Linked DNA regions of Homo sapiens: region 1 is linked to region 2. Evidence: read pairs that join two places in POLR2A ChIA-PET (ENCODE). Cell type or tissue: OCI-LY7. All regions are shown on one strand.

The links. Peaks named below come from ENCODE experiments on the same cell type or tissue, not always from the same donor. Only the 100,000 strongest peaks of a DNase experiment are listed, where the experiment ranks them.
Region 1: POLR2A ChIA-PET joins it to region 2 with 5 read pairs; 5 of 35 experiments call an interaction of 5 or more read pairs at or near these places.

What each region holds. Positions count from the first base shown.
Region 1 is chr2:135,979,371-135,981,870 of GRCh38, forward strand. All of the region lies in intron 2 of DARS1 (aspartyl-tRNA synthetase 1), which reads right to left. Among named protein-coding and RNA genes, the nearest start is that of DARS1-AS1, 4.6 kb to the right of the region's middle. In OCI-LY7, no CTCF peak of the experiment used is centred here; DNase peaks (open chromatin) are centred at 387 and 1,404; H3K4me3 peaks cover 1,832 bases; H3K27ac peaks cover 2,179 bases.
Region 2 is chr2:135,867,515-135,870,014 of GRCh38, forward strand. It overlaps MCM6 (minichromosome maintenance complex component 6), which reads right to left. Exons shown (of 17, transcript NM_005915.6): 4 at 1,097-1,346. Among named protein-coding and RNA genes, the nearest start is that of MCM6, 7.7 kb to the right of the region's middle. In OCI-LY7, no CTCF peak of the experiment used is centred here; no DNase peak of the experiment used is centred here.

The sequences.
Region 1 (2,500 bases), 110 kb after region 2:
AATAACAGTAAACGATTTTTATATAGTAAAATAATTTTTAAATTCAGAATTTACAAAGAGATCATAATTATTTTTGACAGCTAGCATAAGTACTTGGAACCATCCTGAATAATTCTCAATCTTTGACAACACTGTCTTCTCTATCATGTTCCATGTGCAATTTGCCTCAAGTTTTGTGAACTGTGCTTTCTAAACATATTTTTAAAATCCGTCTATTTCTCTACCATCTTCACTGCCGCCATACTAAACCAAGCTATTGTCTCCCACCTGAACTACAGCAATAGCTTCCTAACTGCAATCCCTGTGTCCCCTTCTAATTCAGTCTCCTTTGAAGTCAGACAGTTTCAAAATGCAAATCTGAACACTTCAATGACTTGTAAGGCCAAACACAGCCTATCCTGCCTAGGACATGGAACTTTTGCCTGCCTGCCACAGTACCTAAGTCAGCTAGTCTCTACCAAGTCTGAACAGTCGCAGTATCCTATTCCCCAGGATGCAGTGACTCTAACTGAGCTAATGCAAGTCTTTCTCTGGGACTAAATATACAGATGCTGGGAATGAAGCTCTCTTTCCTGGGATTGCTGCGCTGACATGGTGCAGGCCCAGGGCTGCAGCTTTCACCTTTCCTGCTATGTTTGCAGGATTCGAGAAGGAGGCCAATATCCTAAAGGAAACAGAGCCAAAAGCTGGAGAGAGAAAGGCCTGTAGATGCTTCCTGAGCCCCAAGATCCAATCATGCTTGATGTCATCTCATACATTTCCCTATCGAGCCTTTTGGCTGTAAGTGAGCCCCAACTATTATGCTCCTAATACTAAACAAAATACTACATTCATCTAGAGTTCCTAAACAGGAAAACAGCTACAAAACAACTGTTATGTAAAGATGTGTATACAACGCAACATTCAACAATCATTTTTGCTACTCTTCTAAATGCAATCATTTGATTAGAGAAAAACATTTAAGTATTAGTTAAATTAAACATAGCAATAGACATGACATTACAATATCGAGAATACCTTTTGAGACATAAAGTCAAATTATAAATACTGTATGTCTTACCGAATTTTTCTAAATGTATTTATAATTTGCCTATTGAAGAAAAGATGCAGCTGCAGAGAGAATCTGATTTACAGGAGAATAAATAACACGGTTCTCATAGCCAAAAGCAAAGAGAATGAAAGAGGAATTTTAAAGCCACTGGCATCACAAGAGGATTTCTGCAAAACACTGCCAACAGACTTTATGAGTTAAGCCAACTTCCAAGTCTGCTGTGTAAACTCAGGCAAAAGAAAGCGTGAAAGAGAAAAGACAGACACATCAGCAGAAGATTTTAAAAGGCAGATTTGAAAATGCCAAGACTGAAAAAGCAATGGCTAACCAAGCAATCACAACTCAAAACCACACAAAACAGAAAAGCAGAAGTCTAAGAGATATGCGATAATTAGGATAATTTTACTAGCACTTTGGAGAAGAAAAAGGGTAATGGCTCTTCTTTCTTGTGGCATGGCAATTAACTAGCATAGGGGTTCTCAACCTTTAATACACCCGAACATACCCGAAGCCCATGCCATACTCACATCACTATGACTGGCTAACCAGTAACAACCAAGGTAGTAGGATTTCAGTTTGAAAACTGCACTTTTAAGAGTCATGGGCATCAGAGTGATTAATGCAGAGAAATGGAAGCAGATGAGAAAGGAAACCACCTTGAGCAAAGAATTGGCATTTTTGCAGAGGTAAAACCAAAGGCCGAATTTTACATACATAGGTTATCTTTCTCTCTAAGTGGAAGAACGCAACTGTCTGTGGATTTGCCAGCAAAAGAACAACAGCAATTATGTTAATGGCTGCTTTGGGCCTATGTTAAAGACCTAAACTCCAGTGAGCTTCTTTGTGTTACAGCTCAAGGAAGTACAGTTGAGAAAGACACCTAACCTGAAAACAAAGTCTCAAGTGTCTCCTCCTGCTTGCCCTGGCAGAGGAATATCATCCCCTATACTCTATTGCTCATAGTCTATTTTACATAGGTTGAGCATTCCTAACCCGAAAACCCGGAATGCTCCCAAATCCAAAACTTTTTGAGTGCTGACATGATGGTCAAAGGAGATGCTCATCGGAGGATTTTGGATTTTCAGATTAGGGATGCTCAAGTGGTAAATATAATGCAAATATTCCAAAGTCCAAAAAAATAAAGTCCAAAACACTTTTGTGGTCTCAAGCATTTTGGCTAAGGGATACTCAACCTGTACTCAATTACTTTATTTCATCTTTATGTTTTGGAAATGATTTTCAGAAATTTTGGCTTTTTTTTTTTTTTGACAGGGTCTCACTCTGTTGCCCAGGCTGAAGTCCAGTGGTGTGATCGTGGCTCACCGCAGCCTTGACCTCACAGGCTCAAGTGATCCTCCCATCAGCCTCCTGAGTAGCTGGGATAAAAGGTGTATGCCACCACGCCTAGCTAATTTTTTTACTTTCTGTAGAGATGGGGTCTCACTATGT
Region 2 (2,500 bases):
ATATAAATAATATTAAATTCATCTGATAATAATTATTCCATACTTGAGCTGCTTCAGCTTTTCTTTCCATTTTGTATGTCCCATAAAATTAAGTCCTGCTGAAATCTGAGGGTCCCCTTCATTCTTACTACTGCCATCCATCACCTCTTGCCCAGGTAACTGAAATTGCCTATTACCCTCTGTTAAACCCATCACGGACTTATTCAGTTTGCTTTTAAAAAAAAACACACAGGCTGGGTGCAGTGGCTCACGCCTGTATCCCAGCACTTTGGGAGGCAGAGGCAGGCGGATCACGAAGTCAGGAGATCGAGACCATCCTGGTTTAACACGATGAAACCCTGTCTCTACTAAAAATACAAAAAATTAGCCGGGTGTGGTGGTGGGCACCTGTAGTCCCAGCTACTCGGGAGGCTGAGGCAGGAGAATGGCGTGAACCCAGGAGGCGGAGCTTGCAGTGAGCCGAGATCGCGCCACTGCACTCCAGCCTGGGTGACAGAGAGAGACTGTCTCAAAAAAAAACAAAAAACAAAACAAAACAAACACACACCCACACACACAAACTACCTTCCCACTATATTCCCACTGCTTATTAAGATAGGCTCAAACTCCTCAGCCTAAGATTTAGGGATCCAAGTACCTCCAGGTCTCACATCAAATCATCTCTCAGATGATCTCCAATTTGGCTCCTTTACTTCAATCATGATAATCCTCATTGCTTCCAAGCTAGCCTGTCCTATTCATGCTTTCCTTTCTATGCAGCAAATGGAAATCTTACACTAACAAGTTGCTATTTCTTTAAGTTTTCTTAACTCCAGTTCATAATGACAACCACCACCACCTAGTTACCATTTATTCTTTGACAAATACATCTTGTCAGTCTTAAGGAACTTCCAAGTTACTGAAAGTTAAAACAAATGTATATACTAACAATTATAATTTACATGAACAGTTTTGGGCTTAACTTTGTAGTCATTTTGATGATGCTTAACTTACATAAAAATTGAGTTGAACATTATCTAAATAAGCTATTGCAAGGGCCTAGAAGTGAATTATTATCATAGATGGACTCTGATCTAAACAGATGTTAAATAAATACCTTTTGAAAATCAACAAATCTTGATTTATTTGTATCCAGTAAGAATCTCCTCCTGTTGGCACAAACTGGATTTCGGCAGATGTTTGGCTGTGTGTATTTGAACTGCTGTTCTACATCCCTGATCACTGTCTGACAGTCCAAGCACAGAAAAGTTCCGCTCACAAGCTCTGGGTGAACTGGGTGAGTCCGCACCACCTGCCCACTGATGCGAGTGAGCAAACCAATTCTGGATGAGGTGAGCTCTCGAATCCTGTTTAAAGACAAATGTCCCATTAGTAAACATTCATCTCTTAACTAAGAATCTTTCCATTTTAGTGAGAGGGTATTCAAAGATAATTTATGTTTAAAAAAAAAATTCAAGAGACAAGGTATTCTTTGGACTCTCCTATAAGAATAATTTAGTCAACGTGCCCAATCCTAAATTATATGACGTATATGTATCCAGAACAAAATATATAAATGAACTAAAGGATGCCAAAAAAATGAAAATTAAAATTATAAAACAGAACGGGCTGGGCGCAGTGACTCACACCTGTAATCCCAGCACTTTGGGAGACCAAGGTGGGCGGATCATGAGGTCAAGAGATCAAGACCATCCTGGCCAACATGGCGAAACCCCACCTCTACTAAAAATACAAAAACTAGCCAGTCGTGGTGGCGGGCGCCTGTAATCCCAGCTACTCGGGGAGCCGAGGCAGGAGAATTGTTTGAACCCGGGAGGTGGAGGGTGCAGTGAGCCAAGATCGTGCCACTGCACTCTGGCCTGGGTGACAGAGCAAGACTCTGTCTCAGAAAAAAAAAAAAACAAAAACAGAATGATCCTGTTTTTGTTTTATATGCAAATACTTTTTTGCTTACCCGCAATTTCTAAAAAAAAAAGCATGTGTTACATAATAATCCTATCATGAGAAAAAATTTTGTACTCAAAGTTCAGAAACACTTCCTTTACAAACCCATTTTATGTGAAGTAATTTGGTAATTTTATAATTTCAGTAGTTTAACTTTTCAAAATATCACTTCAATTTTATCCAGTAAATTTATTCTTAAAATAACTGCCAAAGGGGTGTTTGAAAATTATGCATTTAAACCAACAAAAATTTCCAGAGATTCAGGAATTTCTAGAATTTCATATTTTCTCCCTTGATCAATTTTCTCCCAAATTTCCCTAAAAGGCGCCCTAAAATGTGATAATCCTAAAAATTTGCTTCACTCCCTTTACATCTAATCCCATCTCCATAGGAAAATACATTTCTCCAACACTAAACTTTCTGGATAAGTGGGTATAACTCCTACAAAAGTCAACCTTCTACAAAATCTGAATGCAAACCACTATTTTTTCCTCCTGGTATTTTACAGCATCAATTTTATAAGTACTTGTTTTATAATTATTGTGATTATCAATTA